Regions from separate parts of the Mus musculus genome. Here region 1 is linked to region 2. The links are chromatin loops, found by intact Hi-C in ENCODE. Cell type or tissue: left cerebral cortex. All regions are shown on one strand. Links, peaks and the distances in the headings refer to the core of each region. The heading gives the core; the rest is flanking DNA.

What was found. Hi-C counts contacts between places; a loop is a spot of excess contacts. Peaks named below come from ENCODE experiments on the same cell type or tissue, not always from the same donor. Only the 100,000 strongest peaks of a DNase experiment are listed, where the experiment ranks them.
Region 1: a loop joins it to region 2, with 5 times the contacts of the local background. A loop is called at or near these places in 3 of 42 quality-filtered maps.

What each region holds. Positions count from the first base shown.
Region 1 is chr5:149,618,414-149,626,413 of GRCm38, reverse strand. It overlaps Hsph1 (heat shock 105kDa/110kDa protein 1), which reads left to right. Exons shown (of 18, transcript NM_013559.2): 11 at 1,237-1,445; 12 at 2,818-2,949; 13 at 5,731-5,868; 14 at 6,412-6,537; 15 at 7,346-7,453; 16 at 7,549-7,668; 17 at 7,866-8,000. Among named protein-coding and RNA genes, the nearest start is that of Hsph1, 14 kb to the left of the region's middle. In left cerebral cortex, for the core only: no CTCF peak of the experiment used is centred there; DNase peaks (open chromatin) are centred at 2,119, 2,384 and 4,017; H3K27ac peaks cover 417 bases.
Region 2 is chr5:149,202,138-149,212,177 of GRCm38, reverse strand. Uspl1 (ubiquitin specific peptidase like 1) reads right to left here. Exons shown (of 9, transcript NM_001115149.1): 7 at 7,784-7,909; 8 at 2,378-2,535. Among named protein-coding and RNA genes, the nearest start is that of 2310047D07Rik, 22 kb to the left of the region's middle. In left cerebral cortex, for the core only: a CTCF peak has its summit at 4,690; DNase peaks (open chromatin) are centred at 4,053, 4,640 and 6,673.

The DNA.
Region 1 (8,000 bases), core at 1-8,000, 420 kb before region 2:
CAAAATACGTACGTGGGGGAGGTTCTATCCATGAGTCCTGAATGTCTTGGAGATTGGTATATATTCTTGAGTGCTCTTATTAAAGGCATGTGCTGCCGTGCCTGGCAAAGTATCTCTTTTCAGAATATTGTGTGAGTGGCTATATGGATGTCATAGGACAACTTTTGGAAGTTGGTTTTGTGCTTGCACTGTGGGTCCCAGGATTGGAGTTGGGTAGATTTCCATCCACAGAGGAAAAAGGTTCGAGAATTGAGCATCTTATAGCAAGCGCTTTACCTGCGGAACCAGGTCAGCAGCCCTCAAGAGGCTTAGTTAGTGGTGGGTAGCTTGGTACCAGGCTCTGCAGTAAGCACTTGTTATAAACAGTGGCTCCAGAACAGGACTTCTCAACCATCCTAGCGTTGTGCCCCATTAGTACAGTTGGTTATGGCCATGTTGTGATCCCCCCACCATATAATTAGTTCTTTGCTACTGTTAACAATTGTAAATGCCCCTGTTTGCCAGTGGTGTTAGGTAACCCTGTAAAGGGTCTGGGCTCCCAGGTTGAGAATCCGGTTTCTAGAAGACCAGATGATAGTAGCATTCAGACTGTTCTTAGTCATTACTCTGCAAGGCTGTAGTGCTACCGTAGCACTGCAGGTGTTGATGTGAGCTTCAGCTCTTGTTCCCTATTTAAAACATGACATCAGCAGTTTCCATTATTCAATCAGAAGATCAGTGGTTCTTAAAAGACTGGGAGTGTAGCCTGTTCTTGCTTTCTTCTGTAGATTTGCTCGTAGATTTTCTTTCTTTCTTTTTTCTTTTTTTTCTTTTCTTTTTAGTTTTTTGAGACAAGGTTTCTCTGTGTAGCTCTGGCTGTCCTGTAACTTACTCCTTAGACCAGGCTGGCCTCAAACTCAGAAATCCACCTGCCTCTGCCTCCCAAAAAGGTTTAATGAATGTTAGGATGTCCGTGTGAATTGCTAATAGATTCCCAAGTGCCTCCCAGGGACAGGAAGTTGGTTGGGGTGGGGAAACAGTTTTGGAGGGACACTTCTTTCTCATTTGGTTTCTTAGCCTTTGTATTTTCTTGGCAATCTTTATAGAAATAAAAAGTCCATCTCAGGCAGAGGCAGGCGGATTTCTGAGTTCAAGGACAGCCAGGGCTATACAGAGAAACCCTGTCTCAAAAAACAAAAAAAAAAAAAAAAAAAAAAAAAAGTCCATCTCTAAACTGGCAGTTCCTTTTTGCTCTAGGCCGTTTTGTTGTTCAGAATGTTTCTGCACAGAAAGATGGAGAGAAGTCGAGAGTGAAGGTCAAAGTGCGTGTGAACACACATGGCATCTTCACCATCTCCACGGCTTCCATGGTGGAGAAGGTCCCGACCGAGGAAGAGGATGGCTCCTCTCTCGAGGCAGACATGGAATGTCCAAACCAGAGGCCAACAGAAAGCTCGGATGTGGATGTAAGTTGCTAGAGCAATTGTCACATTCAAAAGTAGAATTGACTTCATTCTAAGCTGTAGGAGGGTAGCTGTTAATTTTTTTTTCAATTACATAACATTGATCAGGATTTTGTGTGATGATAATTAGTTCTTCCGATTGTAATGGCAGGATATAAGAACTCTGTGTATTGTAACAGGTGCATAATCCCGTTTGAAGAAACTGGTATGTGAGCAAAGTAGAAAAGGTTGCTTTTTTTTTTGTCTTTTCATTCTTAAGGATATATGTTAGGTCAGATGCTAACTGGTTAAAAGCAGCTATAACAATTGAAATAGGAAAGTCAATTTTGATTCCTTTTCAATGTACAGCAAAAATTGGCACTGGTGTTCAGTCCAGGACTTGTTTTTATTAACATAATTTTCTGGGTTGGGAGGGCGAAAAGAGAAATCGCACAGTAATGGTGGAGTTGTGACTGCTTATTTCCTCAGCTTAGGCTTGCAGTTGATTTCTGGGGGCAGGGAAGAATGGCTTAGAGCAAGAGGCAGGCAAGGCAGTGCTGGTGTAAGGGCTTGGTGTTCACAGATCTCAAATACTGAAGGAGCTTTAGCATCATATGAACCTTAGGTTTGTTCTCATCTGGGCACCGTTCACAGAGTGGCTAGTGCTAGGTCCTGGAGCCTTCAGTGTCTGCCTTAGGACTAGAAGCTGTGGGAGGAAATGTGTGTGAAGTCTTAAAGGGTGGGCAGGATGTGCTTATCTCAGAGCAGTTCAGCCTTCCTCGTCTAGCACGGAGAAAGGTGATAGCAGGCACACATTTGCTGGGGACTGGGGGCTACTGAAGAGCCTTCAGGGATAATTTCCTTTCCCTTTTGTTTTTAAGCCATATATTTTTAAGCAAGGTTGTTAGTGGGTATTGTTGATTCTTGGTGCTGAGGTCCTTTGAGGTAAGATTGCTGAGTCATGGAATGAGAAGCCGTGGAATGACTAAGCAGTGGTCATTTTCTGTAACTCTGGAATGATAACCACCAAGGTACATGCTGCTGCTGCTCGAGTTCAGACATTTGATTTGGAAAGAGCCTGGGCTAGAATCCCGTGTTCTGTGCTTGTGAGCATCTGTTCAGGGCTAGGTGAAAGGTTCTTCAAGAGGAGCTCTGGATTGTCACTCATCAGAGCCCTCATGTCTTATATAACTAACCGTAGCACATCATTTATAAATTATTTACAGGTTTGAAATGTCTGAAGTTTCATGTACTTATTTTTATCTGGTACCTTTTCTTTTCTGCCCACCTATTAAGATTTTGGAAATTGAGAGTACTGTCTTTGGTGCCCTATAATTTGAAATTCATACAAGTACACCTGCTTTCTACATCCTTTGTGCCTGGGCTTTCATTTCAGAAAAATATCCAGCAAGACAACAGTGAAGCTGGAACACAGCCCCAGGTACAAACTGATGGTCAACAAACCTCACAGTCTCCCCCTTCACCTGAACTTACCTCAGAAGAAAGCAAAACCCCAGATGCTGACAAAGTGAGTGACTCTTCCAGTTCATTGCATTAGCCGGTGTTGCAGTGTGTGGTGGTTGGTGGTTTAACCCTGTGCTTTCGAGAGGGATCCGGTGATCTTATGGGGCTGTAGGGTTTTTCTCTGTTCCTTTTCTACATGTGTTACTCAGCTAAAAACCTGCTAGAAGGAGTGTTCAAACTTAAGCAGGGAACCATTGCTCTCCTTTAGAGCCCAAAGCTTCTCTTAATAACTGCCACTCTAAGACAAGAGCCAAAGGCAAAGGTTTGATGTGTTCTAAAGGACAGAGGCAGAAAGATGCATCCCAGTGCTTAATACTCAGGCTTTAGGAGTATAGTAAACTTCTCCTTTTTTCAAATAATCTGTCAATTTTGAATTAATTTTAATGGTCTGGTAATATCTATATTCCCAAGTGATTATTCTAATATTGGAAGCTAAATAAAGCTATTGTGCTCTTTGAGATAATGCCAGATTGTAATCAGACCTTTAAAGCCGGTGATGAGGTTGACAGTGAGAAGCCTGTTTCTAGCCTGAGCTGTATTTCAGCGTTCAGTCTCTGCACGCTGTGAATAAATGATTAACTGTCCTTCAGAGTCTGGCTTCCTCTCGAATTCTCAGAATACCTTACCTTCTTCACTCGGGCAAGTTACAGAAGGGAAGCTGGAGGTTGGAATGGATTTTCTGCCAGGTTTTTATTTTCCTCTGTCCTGATTAATCTTGTGGCCCTTAGTGTATTTTTTTTTCTTCTTAGAAAAGAGTCGAGGTGATAGTATTTATTTGGAAAATGGGTCCTCACATTTCAACAACATTCCCTTTGATTTAGGGCAAAATGTCTACAGGCTTCTGCAGATCATTTTCGTTCCTTTCTAGAAAATGACATTGGGTTTTTGCCCTTAAACACTTCTTGGAATATTGCCGGGCTTTCAAGGATCCTGCTTGTCACATAATTAAGCTGTGGATGGAGACTTCTGTATAGTTTAAAGCTGTCGGCCTTTTGCTGGGGCAGTCCATCTCTCAGTGGCCATCCTGTCTCCCCACGAGGTTCTCACTGCCTACCTACCGCTCCATTCCCTCCCACTCCCTCCGCTGTCTGCTGCTCACCCCAGGAGTGCTGCTCCCTCATTTCCTGCCCCAGCTCTAGGCTGTCAGTTCTTTATTATACAGAAAGCCACATTCCAGTGTAAACCAATCAGCAGGGAGACCATGCCCACTCCGTTTCAGGTTGCCTTTATGAATTGAGGGCTGCTGCCTGGCCTGCCTTCATCTTCTGGCCAGTCGAGGAAGGACCAGCGTTTACAAATAGAAAACTGGTGATGGGCCATAGAAATGACAGTACCAACGTCCTGACAGCACTGGTCTCTCTGCTGGTACGGCAACCAGCTACTGAAATGCCGGGACACACCTTCATACAGTGAGGGACGGTCACTCCAGCATTGGCGGGTTGCTCATCTGTATTGAGTGCTGCGTTGTGCTCGTGTTGGTTGGTTTGGTCAGGGATTAGCGGAATTTTGTTCCTGGAGTTTGAGTTGCACGCCTGTGTCTTGCTAGACAGCGGGTTTATCTTTCTCTGTGGTTCAGGCTGTGATGCTTTGGCACGGTAGCTGACTGCACCGTCCACTGCAGTCTGTATGTATCTTTGGCACACTCACTGCACGTGTGTCTTCATAGTCCCTGCAGCTTGTAGCTCCAGTTCCCAGAGAGAGGCAAGGATTGGTGGGATGTCACAGGTCTTCCCGTAGTGACACGCTAGCCGAGGCAGTCCTGCTGGGGTGAGCTGCACGCCTTGCTCATCCTCAGTAAACTGCACCTGAGTCTCCTCAGCTGTGTATCAGTTGGAGCAGGACGTGGGACAAGAGCCTGAGAAGTCAAGGATGTTGAAAAATTAAAGGCCAAAGCAGATACCTCTCCAGCTTTGTATTTATATAACTTGAAATCCAAAATATTTGCTGGTGTCTTCTTTTTAGTAAGTAGTCACATTCACAATGACACATTTTAAGGTTAGGATGTTTTCTATACTCCTTGTGAAGCCTGAAGCCAGTTTTCTGCAGTGTTTTTGGGGTGTTTGTGTTTTAGCTGTGACCTACCTATCACGTGCAGTCATCTGTGGCGTTTTCTATACATGGCGGGTACATACCAGCATCAGATTCAGATCTAAGAGCTTTCTGGATTGGGGATACTCTTGTCACTTGCCACATCATCCTGTTTGCTGTCATAAGACCCTTCCATCTCTTTATGTGGCCCAAGCTGGCTTCAAACACGTAGCTGCAGACTTCTGAGTGCTGCGGTGACGGGCATGACAACTGTACCTGGCTGTCTTCGAATTCCCAAATGAGAAATGATATGGCTGAAAGGCAGGTGGTACCTCTGCACTTAATAAGCAGAGAAATAAGCATTGTAGGAGGTGGGCAGGCGCTCTTGAGAGCACTCGTCCTAACTGGAGTGGGTACTGCCTGGGACCTGAATAAAGTCTGATATCTCTAGTGTTGGTCTGAGGTTATGTGGAGTTGTTACTCGAAGATTCTATACTAGAAAAGCAGATAAGTTAGTTTTGAGTTTAAAGGGATTTGGAAAAGACCAAAGATTAATGTGACTAGAGAAGATGATGGTGAGCTGATGCAAAAAGACGACACACTGAGTTACTGCCGTAGTCCAAGGTCCAAGGTGGGTGTAGACACTGATAGTTCCAGCATCAGAGTGAGAGTCCGAGAGTAAAGAGAGATCATCAGTAAATATGGTAGGTTTTTGTTTTCTAAACATTAAGATAATTTCTTTTTCTTAACCCTTAAGGCAAATGAAAAGAAAGTTGATCAGCCTCCAGAAGCCAAGAAACCTAAAATAAAGGTGGTAAATGTTGAGCTGCCTGTAGAAGCCAACTTGGTATGGCAGTTAGGGAGAGACCTTCTTAACATGTATATTGAGACAGAGGTAAGTGCTCTTCTTACATACTTCTGTTTGGTTGTTTCTGCATGCCGCAGGGATAAGTGACTAATTCCTCACCGGGTGTTAAGTTTTAAATTATTTCAGAGATAAAGGCAAAAGGATGGATCTGTCTGCTTAATTCAGTGGAGTTGGCTGGGCTTTGTATGTGAGATCTGTATAGGGAGTTATGTTGTGTGTGGCTGAGAATTGTTGTGTTCCTCTGAAGTGATTCCTTGCACAGGCACTGTGGGAAGCAGGCCACACACAATCAAGAGACTGAGGGCAATCAAGGTCCACTGTTCCTGAGATGCGCACTGAATTTAGAAGTATAATAAAAAGTCCTCATTATTTAAATGTAAGAGTGTGATGAAATATGGTGTGGCCTAACAGTATAAGAAAGCAGTGTCCACATGTGTATATGAATCTAAGGACCATGAGGTTTTGAAGAAAAAGTTTTATGAGGTATAGAGTGAGCTGGTCTTTCTATAATCTTCACTTGTTGAGGTGTGGTTTGGATCTCTGAATGTTGACTAACCTCTTTCCTGACAGGGCAAGATGATCATGCAAGACAAGCTGGAGAAGGAGCGGAACGACGCCAAGAACGCCGTGGAGGAGTGTGTATATGAGTTCAGGGACAAGCTATGTGGACCATATGAGAAATTCATATGTGAGCAGGTACATCTGGCTCTGCTAGCGGGGCTTAGTAGTCGCTCTGCCTGTGCTCACTGGAGTCAGGTGAGAATAAAATGAGCAGGACCCTAGGGAGGCTCACCTGCCGTGAGTGCTGCATGTCTTTCCAGCAGTGGTCACCATCCAGGGGGAGACCAGAAACATCTGCTCTGGAGTCTGTGACATGGGGGACATAAAGAGAAATAGGGATCCTTGTGCCTCTGTGCTGATGTTGTCAGGCAACTGTCTGTTACTCTCTCGCCTCGCCGTGTGACACCACTACAGTGTCACTCAGCAGCACTGTCGCAGCACTGTCCCTTTCCTTCCTCATGTGAAGCTCTGGGTAAATCCAGAAGCACGACTGTGGGAAGGCGACTGGACGGCAGCCTGGAGCCTGGTACGGCGTAGGGAGTGGCTTAGACTTGGGTTAGGACCCTCTAGCCCGACCCGACCCGACCCGACCCCCGGGCTGTGCTGCACTGGGCTTTGGTTGCCACCTGTGCCTGCCATAACTGAGATGATTGCTTTGGAGTTGGGGACACAGTTGCCCTCTGTGACCCAAGCATTGGGTGTATAGATGACCTGGAGCTGGGTTTCTTGAGTACAGCATTATGAGTCAGAAGTGTTGTGCTGAAATTGTGTAAGACCATGATCCCAGTGTCTGTAGTGAGGTCACAGGACCGTAGTTAATGTGAAGGGAGAAGCCAGTGACTTCCCCTGAACTACCTGGGGTCACTGCGGAAATGCGTGCCTGGGGTAAGAACCTCTGAAATAAATAGACTGACTGCCACTAATTGTTGTCCTTTCTGTAAAGGAACATGAGAAGTTCTTGAGGCTTCTAACAGAGACGGAAGACTGGCTGTATGAGGAAGGGGAGGACCAGGCTAAGCAGGCATACATTGACAAGTTGGAAGAGCTGATGGTAAGTCCTGTTCTCCCTAAATGATTCAGCTTGCACGTCAAGCCATAGGTGTTTACTAAAGTGTAAGTCTGGCGATTTACCCTATTCTGTTTTAGAAAATGGGCACTCCTGTTAAAGTCAGATTTCAAGAAGCTGAGGAACGACCGAAAGTGTTGGAGGAGCTGGGGCAGCGCCTGCAGCACTATGCCAAGATTGCAGCGGACTTCAGAGGCAAGGTGGGTGATGCTCTCATCCCAGGGAGTGACCTGACTTAGCCAACATGTGGCCTAGGATCCTTGCTGAATAAATGTTGCTTAGTGAGGAACTGTCGGTGTTTGGGACGATGGTAGACTTGAACTTAGGGAAAGTGGGTCTGAGTAGATAGATGTAGCTCTCAATATTCTCTAGAGTGTCTTGTGTATTTTCTATCCAGGATGAGAAATACAACCACATTGATGAATCAGAAATGAAGAAGGTTGAGAAGTCTGTTAATGAGGTGATGGAGTGGATGAATAATGTCATGAATGCTCAGGCTAAAAGAAGTCTTGATCAAGACCCTGTTGTTCGA
Region 2 (10,040 bases), core at 980-8,979:
GAATTGTGGCAAGGCAAACATACAGCTCTGTCTATGGAATCAGACGTGCTGAACTGAGGAAGCATGGTGCCAAGTATGATCATGCCCACTGCACAGACACTCTCTGTCCCCATTTTAGATACCATGGTTACAGCAGGCAGTGGAGATAATCACAACCTACAGCTCTCTTACACTATTACAGTCTTCTTAGAGACACCTTCAAAACAGCACCCATATTATAGCTGTCCCCAGAGAGGCTCTGTCAGAGCCTGGCCAATACAGATGTGGATGCACACAACCATACATCGAACTAAGCATGGGGACTCCAATGGAGGAGTTAGGACTAGGACTGAAAGAACTGAAAGAAACAGAAGGACAATAACCAACCAGACCTCCCCCAAAGCTCCCAGGAACTAAGCCACAAACCACAGAGTAGACATGGGGGGACCCATGGCTCCAGCTAGATATGTAGAAGAGGATGGCCTTGTCCGGTATCAATGGGAGAAGAGGCCCTTGGTCCTGTGGAGGCTTGATGACCCTGCGTAGGGGAATGCTAGGGCCCTGAGGTGAGAGTGGGTAGGCGGGTGGGGGAGCACCCTCATAGAGGCGTGGGGTGAGGGGAGAGGAGAGGGGGTTTGTGGAGGGGAAACTGGGAAGGTAGATAACATTTAAAATGTAAGTAAATAAAAATAACCAATAAAAAATATGAAAAACAAAACCATTTCCCCTTAAAACTGAAAGGTCCCATTAGAGATAATTCTGAGACTCGGGGAGGGAGGTCGGAATGGACAAGGTCCTTTCTGTAGCTGGGTTTCAGACCACTTTAGATGCTATGTACTACTAGTCAGTTTCTAAGGTATCACAATAGTGACTAAGGACAAATAGAGGTCTAAGGTCCAACAGATTTTTTTTTAATTCCTTAAAGGCAAAACATTAAAACAAGATTAAAATACTACCAGTGAAGTGGACCATGACCAGCAAGGGGTAGAAAGGGAGGTGAGTGTTGGGGTCGTGGGCAGGGACAAACACAGTCAAAGCACATTGTATACAGGCAAAACTGTCACAAAGAAAACCAGTTATGCATAATTAATGGAGTACAGGCACACATGCACGCATGTACAAAGAGACACACATGTATTGGAACAGCCAAAGTCTCTACCACCATCAAATGTGAGCACTAATGTGAGCACTAATGTGAGCACTAATGTGAGCACTAATGTGAGCACTAATGTGAGCACTAATGTGAGCACTAATGTGAGCACTAATGTGAGCACTAATGTGAGCACTAATGTGAGCACTAATGTGAGCACTAATGTGAGCACTAATGGGGACAGTAGCAACTGCCAGTCACAAAACTAAAACGCTGCCTTGACCTAGCAACCAAAGTCCTTAGTATTTATAACAAACGGACTACAAAGTTTATGTGGAAACAAGAGCATTGTTCCTCATATTTGCCTACAGGGAAACAATCAATCAAGATGGTCTTTCTTTGTTTTGTGTTTAGGAGAGTACAGACCAGAAGCCAGACTCAGGTTGCATTCCTTAACACTGTCCACCTTTACTTTGAAGAAAGGCTCTCCCATTTGCCAAGAGTGATAGGCTGGATGGCCAGCAAGCTGCAGGGATCTCTGGGATTACAACTGTGCACCACGTCCAACTTTCTGTATGCGGGCTTTCGGAATAAATTAGGTACTCCTGTGGGACGGCAAACAATTGTCCATTTTCCCAGCTCCCAAGACATCTTCTCCTTAGGTGGTGAATATACATGAACATATATGAAGGGAAGGGCGGAGGTGGAGGACAGTAGTGCTTTTAGGGTAGTGAAACTACTCTGTATGGTGCTACAATGGTGGATAAATGTTGGCCCCTTCACATACTCACCAGTGGACACACATTGTATAGCTCATGTGAATCATGTATGGCCTTTGGGTAACAGTACACTATTGTAGGTTTGCTCAATTAACAAATCCTCCATCCTTGCATAGAAGGTATATAATAAGGAAGAAAAATAGGCAACATAAACAAATTCAGTGGATGATCCAGATGCCATGGGTACCAGAGCTCTGTTGATGGTAAGTTAGAAAAACAAAACAAAACAAAACAAAAAAACGGTTGGGATGCATAGTGAAAAAGAGTCTACAAAACAAATGAAAGAGAGACAACAAACAAGGAGTAAGTGCACACACCCTTCAGACACACATCGCAGTCAGGAAGGACACACAAAACACCACGGTTAAGAAAGAGGAACAGGGGTGGGCGCAGGAATTAAAGTCAAAAGTAAGAATACAGAAGAAAGGGGGAAAAAGTCCAGATGAAATCTGTCTTTAAACCAAAGCAAACCCCACAAGGCTCTATTTCTCATGTGCAGTATCATAAAAGAAAACGTTTAGACACTTACCATCAGCATCTAAAAACCATGTTATAAAATGGTTATTTGCTTGGTACTGTATTACCGACGTGACTTGATAAAGGCTTCCTTCAAAGTGGAAGGCATAGTGTTGCAAATCCCTCCTTGGTAAGCCCTCCACGAAGTGCAGCATGAGTATGGGCGACGCTCTGTGGAAAGGAGGCACAAGTCAAATCAATTTCATGCCACGGCTCCGTTGAGGGACACGGTGGCCCCAGCTGTGTGCCGTGATTAGAAAGGGAAAGTGGCTCTATAGAGCATGTGACACTAAAGCCTTTGAAGCGGTGGCCAGCAGCTGGGAGCCACTGTGCAACAGGACTGACAAAGACCCTTAAACAAAACTTGCTGCCAGAGAACTATGCTGCAGAGCTCTGAAGAGAGAAGCCCAGCCCTTGAGGAGCTCCTCTGCTGTCAGGTGTCCACATCAATCACTCTGTCAAGTGGCAAAAGCAAGAGCAAACCTTATGCCTAAGATATTCAGACACTAAGTTCATCTCAAGAAATTAGGGGACCCAATAAATTCAAATTTGTACTTAAAAAAAAAACTTAATAAATAAAGTGCATGGGGGACTGGAGAGATGGCTCAGCGGTTAAGAGTACTGACTGCTCTTCCAGAGGTCCTGAGTTCTATTTCCAGCAACCACATGATGACTCACAACCATCTGTAATGAAATCTGACGCCCTCTTCTGTTGTGTGTGAAATCAGCTACAGTGTACTTATTTATAATAATAAATAAATATTTGGGCCGGAGCGAACAGGGACTGAGCGAGTGGGGCTGACCAGAGCCGACTGGAGAGAGCAGAGTCCTAAATTCAATTCCTAGCAACCACATGAAAGCTCACAACCATCTGTACAGCTACAGTGTTCTCATATACATAAAATAAATAAATAAATCCTAAAAAAATAAAGTGCACTAGTGGATTTATTATAAACAATGAGATGCTCATAATTTCAAAAATACGCTTCACTATTACAGTAACATGTCAAAGTAGAAACAAACCTACGGATAGGCCTAAAATAACAAAGCTCTTGGGGTTTAAGAAATGGTGGTTATTCCTTCTCCTAATATTTAAACAGATGTCAAAACTTACTTAGCTTATCAAAATTTATTCAGTTGAAAATGAACTCAAATCAATGTCCAGATTCGAGTGAGATTATTCTGACAGGAGTGATCTGTCAATTACACCCTGTCCATTTCTTATTAAACGGCAATTAAGTCCTGAAAGTTCTGTAAACTGTTTTTATCACCTCATTCTTTGTCCTGGGTTTAAAATCTGACTTAATTTACCAATTCCAAGATGTTACTGTTCATAAAATATGCCAGTAAAGTACACTCTTCCAACTGTGAGGATATGACATATCTGTCTTTCAGCTGATCCACAGTAAAATATAGGTTCTCACAGCTCAACAGGCAGGCCTTAGGCTATGGCCTTTCCATTACTAATAAGATATTTGAATACAGACGTCTTGTATTTAGCTTCCTGGGCCTCACACATCTACTTACCTAAAATCTCATGAGTCTACACTAGAAATCTGTGTCTTCCCTTCACGCGAGTGCACATAAAAAGTTTAGGAACTACATATGAGCAAGAATTCCATAATACATGAGACAGAGCCTGTCAGACCTCACTCTTTTTATATATCCTAAGGCTTCTAGAGCAGTCCCTGGTAAATGAGTCAAAGGAATGGGCCAAGATGAACTCCACCTGCAGTCTGAGCTGCAGCGATGCTCACAGTCCAGCTGATGCAAACAGATGCCTCCCAAGCTGTTCTGAAATCTCATAAAGAGGGGAAAGACCAGACTCCACAGATTCTATGCAAGCCCCTGTGCAGAGGCTGACAGACACACCTCAGCTCTCTACGGCCTAATGGAAAGGGACATGCCAGACAATCTCGACGTTCATTGCAAGGTTTGGTTCAGCCCACTTCAGCCAAGCCGGTGAATGCTCAGAACGTCCTCCTATTCCTGGGCCTCACAGGTGCTGAACAGGCTGTGGTCCTGGGCTTTGCCCCTCACCTGTTCTACTCCCCATAACTAGGGAAGTTCTAAAAGACAAACTAACTCCCCAGGCTTCACACATCCAACCTCACGACAGCCTCCTCTGCTGGCATACCTCAACAGGCAGAGTTTGTTTTAAACACACACACAAATACAAACAGTAGCATAATGTGTATCCTCCACCCCTTGTTGCTTCTAATTCACAGAGAGCTGCTTTTCTCTTGGAAGGATGCAAGCATCTCAGGAAACGCACAGAGAATACTCCCACAGCCAGCTACAGACGCAGAACTACCCACCAGGGGCAGCCACACCTTACACTAAGAGCTGGATCACAAACTTGATTTTCATCAAAACGTCTCTAATAACTCAAATCTTAGACAATATACATTTAACAATTACAAATTTGTACATCTGTAATAATCAGTTTCAGGAAAAAAGGTCTATAAACATTTGTAAGTTAACAGTCTTCATGTGTCATTTCCAATCTTTCTGATAATAAGAAATAAAAAGCCTAAATCACATCAGCTGCAAGCCAAATGATTGGAAGCCACAGTCTCATGAACGCATAAAGAAACATATCTTCAGAAAGCCCAACTGTGTCACAAAGGGATACAACTGCTCTTTGGAGATAATTCAAGGAGCTTTAAAGCATTTTCTACCAAGAAATAAAGACTTTAATTGAGAAATAGAATCTTCGGCCATGAGGCTGTGCTTCTAGTCCCAGAATTCTGGAGGCCAAGATGAATGGATCTTGAGACCGAGGCCAGTCTAAGCTACATACACAATTTCAGGCCAGCCTAAGCTACAAAACAAAACCCTGTTTTGCCAGCCAGAACTACATAGAGATCCCATACCCTGTCTCAAATCAAACCAAACCACCAGAAACAAAACAAAGCAAACCAGCACCACCAGCAGCACTCACTGTCAGTGCCTAACACCATGGAACTCACTCATTATCTCAGTCCTTAGAGTTTGAGGCCAAGGGACTCTAAGTTCCAAGACTAGCCTAGACTATATAATGAGACTATCTTGCAACACAACAAGAACAATCAGGAAGCTGCTAAAACTGAAGTTAAATATAATAACCTTTTCAAATGCCAGCCCGGACCATGTATGACCTCCTGAGACTATGGCAAGCACTGTAGGCTCTTTTCAATAACTCAAAGCTGACTCTAGACCGTCAAGTGTCCACATCAACACCCTCAGAGTAGAATTCCTCAACAATTCCTTAAAGAGAAGTGGTAGAGTTGGATGCAATAGGCATGACTTACCACTAGATTTTCCCTGTGGGCATGCATTACACATGCGGGTAATCTGAGACAAGGCCCCCGGGGGAACTCGTAACATTGTGAGATCTTAGAATGATATATGGTTAAATTACTCACAGCCTCATGATGAATTTATTTGTTTAGCGTCTCATGATAGATCTATCATTCATCTATCTATCTATGCTGGCTGCTTGAGAACTCACTATGTAGACCAAACCAGTCTTAATTCACAAGTTCTGCTCTCCTCTGCTTGCTACGTACTAGGATAGAGGCATGTTCCACCACATCCAACTGATAAATTCTCTTACATTATCCCTAAAATCTATACTAAATACCAACAAGTCAAGTTGTATTAATTTCAGAGTGAAAACTGTAAGAGTCTTATACAAATACCTTGCCATTTAAATTTTAAGTATAATTTTACATAAATTCAATTTACTTTTGATGAAAATAGGAAATGTCCAAATTATAAAATTGGCTCATTAAAATAACAAATCCACTGAAATGTAAAAGACCTTTTAAATTTAAAAAACAGTTGTATCTAATGGAAACACATTCTGATCAGAACATGAACCTTTTATGTAAGCAAAAGCAACAACTTTTATAACTTTTATAAAAAAAAATTTATGTTACAATGCTGTCAATTAGCAGATCAAACAACATAATAAAATCTAGCGGATTGTCAACCCCTGCACCTTGACAGAAAGCTGTTTATAAGCACCAGGATGCTCAGGCTTCTGCACAGGTGTGTGCAGGACAACAGCCAGCCTTGCAGCTGCCTTTGCCTGTCTCGGTATTAAGGAAGAGAAGCCCTGACACGAAGATCTCAAACCCTGGGCCCAGGCAGCCAAGCTGACTAGATTTGTGGGTAAGGCAGCGCCTCACTCACACTCTGAGAGCCAGGAAGCAGGGACAAAGCAAGCTAATAGCTGACAGGGAGGAGGACAGCAAACCCAACAGCAGCAGAGTACAAAGACAGACGGGAGAGAAGCTTTACCCAGCACAGCAGAACGGAGGAATGGTGAGCTGAGCACCACACAGCAGGCAGGCATACTGTGTGGACAGCTCATCTGTCCACAGCCTCCAAGATTCAGTATTTACATGCAACAGATGCTGCGGAACGTAGGGGGGAGGCCAGGGCCAGGCGATGAGATCGTGTCTGGAGAATATGCCTAGGTAGCAGGCCCAGAGAAGAGCTATGGAAAGGAAACTGGAGGGAAGGACGGAGGTCAGCAGCAAAGTTACTAGTTCAAAGAGGCCAGTGTGGGGCGGACCCACAGACCTAAAGCATTTGCATGTTGGGAGTATTAAGCTTTTAAACCGTTCAGCAAACAGAGCAAATGGAAAGCAAAACCTTCTATTACTACGTACACTATCTGACCAGAGGGAAACGACAAGGGCAGATCTACTCTGAGTTCTATTTACATTCAGAGTGCAAGGACATGCAAGCACCTGAGCAGATAGGGCCAGGTACACACACTTAGCAGCACCAGTCCTACAGCAGACAGACAGACAGCTGACCCAGCAGACAGACAGACAGCTGACCCAGCGCTTGCCAAGGAGTCAGCGGAATGGCAACTCTGAGCCTACCCTAGGCCAGCAGCAGGAAGTTTAGAATGAAGCCAGCAGCAGGGAGCTTGTAAGACGATGAAGTATCAGCAAGCTGATTGACATCCGGAAGAAAACAGACATTAAGACACACAGGTGGGGCTGGAGAGATGGCTGAGCAGTAAGGAGCACTTAGTGTTCTTGCTGAGGACCTGGGTTCGGTTCCCAGCACCCACACAGCAGCTCACACCTGTCTGTAACTCCAGTTCCAGGCTTCTAACACCCTCACACAGACATACATGCAGGTAAAACACAAATGCACATAAAAGTACACCCAATGGGAGAGGGAACAGGATGAGAGAAACACTACAAGAGACAAACTAAGCACCCTCCTGAAGCCTACTGTGTCCTGCTTGCCCACCCTCAGTTTTTACAGTGGTAAGCAACTGGTGGCCCTAAGTAAGTGTCCACTCCAACTTCTGAAGGGTAAGTGGTGCTCACTACTTCCCTTCCCACGACACGAGGAACTGTACATGCATCTTCACTGTCTCCTAAAAATGTTTAAGTAAATGGAAACTCACCTTTCCAACACCATTTTTCTTATTTGTGATTTACTGTTGCAGCTGTTACATGGACCAAAATGGGCAGCATTGAGTGGATGCCACTCAGGAACAATATTGGTAAAGGTGACCAGACTCTTCACACACCTAAAAAACAGGCACAGTTTGAATCCCTCAGCTAGCTTCGCTGGAGTTAGTTAACACGTGCAACTGCATGCTCTTGCTTGCCTCCCAGCCCCGCCCATATCAGCACAGCCATGCCCTCCCCTGCCACGGAAGAGACACTGGAGCCTCCACACCAACTGACATGCACAGAAGGGTGACCAGCAGAGCTTCCCTCCACTAATGCTCCAGAGAATCACTGCTGATGCCCTGCTGAGCACACTGGTTATTTCAGGGCCACCCCTGGTCTCCACTTAGCACATTGTAGAATCAGTCCCCAGCTTCCATACCCAATGTACTGGCAGCTACCTAGTGAGGAGCCATCAGAGGCTCTGGGTGAACATTGTTACTCTCAGGCTGTCTGACTCAGGCTGAGTTGTGATGCAAAGTGGCTTAGCATCACTGACAACAAAGAGAGTACTGTCTTCAAACAGATACAAACTTAAACTTTTCATCTGCTGGGGGGCTGGGGGTGGGGGCAATCACTTGGAAAACGGCGACAGTTAAAAGCCATCTTCAACCGTCAGCCAAGTATACTAAATCTTAGTTGCATCAACTCTAGTAAAAACATTTTCATTAAAGCAAGTATCACATTACACTCCCCCGACAAACAACTCTCCCGTGTCAAGTGCCATGGCCTTCATACAACAACGAGTGGCAGATAAACTGGGTCTGAATCAGGACCACCAGCCTCCAAAGGCCAGGCTTTTTTATGCTCTCCAAAAATATAACTACGGAACCTAATACAAGTCCTTATACTGGCACAAAACCCAGAGGCACTAAAATGAAAGGACTAGTTGACTAGCTTCTGTCAGAGGAGAAGGAAGCCAGTTGTTGTAACCCCAACGTACACTGATTAAAGGCCATCCTGTCTTAGCTTTGACTCTGAAATTGCTTTTTTTTTTTTTAGAATGAAAGATTAAAGAATGTTTAAAGAAGTTTCAGGTTTTAAAGAAATAAAGACAAGATGCAAACCAAAGTGGCTGCCGGTTTCCCCTGGGTGCTTTCTGAGCTCTGTGCGAACACTGCTAGAGCCCACTTTCCTTCTTATGCACAGAGCTGCCGAAAGATCAGAGTGCTGAGTCACTGGCCTCGCCAGTGAGTTCATAACTACTTTCCTAAGCAGCCAGTCATCTGAATTGCCACAACAGAAATCACTCTCAGTGGCTAGGTGACTCCTGGCACACACAACCCACTCAATGAAAAGCTGTCAAACCACTAGCCTGTGAATTCTAGAAAAGCTGTAATTAAGCTGATTCTAACCATCAGCCCTGTTTATATTATTAAAAACACACGTAGTGATTAGGGAGTTTAGCACAGGGAATCACAGAGGCAAGAAACGACACTAGAGGTCTCCTGATCTCCTACTGACTCGTTACTATGAACAGAAAACCTGACCCCTTGTACAAATCAATGGAAATCTGGGAGCAGAATCCTCCTTGGCGTAGACAAGTATTTCAAGTCCTAGTGTGAGTCTCCTCTACAGCTCTCTCCCAGGCTCGGCTCTGCCTGCTGTCCAGATCCCACGGACTCGCTATGCACCGCTCGCTCGCTCCTCATCATTTACCTGCTGACTGTTGAGGCTTGCTGGTGGGTGAGCTGCACTGGGCAGCCTGATTCCTGCTAATACTGAGCAATGACCGGCGAGGCAGACAAGTACCCAGCCTCTCTGACCGCTCTCCTGAACACTATAAATGCCACCATACACTAAGAGCAAATCCATGATGGAGGCCTAAAGCAAACAAAAGCCTTGTCTCTAACAGAGGGCAAAACACTGCCAAGGACTTCAGAGCAGACGCCCTGCTAAGAACCTTCCAGAGAGTGAAGGGTGCTAATCTCATCTGTTCCTAACTTCCCAGTAAATAAATTAACAACTCCTTTTAGCTATTCTTCAAGCCATAGATTTTTTTTTTAAGTTAATTTAGACCAACAAGTTGACTCTAGCCTCTTGTGTCACAAACTGTCCCTTTAACCTCACTAGTGAGACATTCTCACAGCAGACATCGCAGTGATCCATGCCTCCATTGTCAGGACTCAGAGGGCTGAGCAAGAAAGTGGCACTCTGAGGTCAGCCCCAGCTACTGAGCTAGATAGACCCTCTTAGAAAAGGATCAAA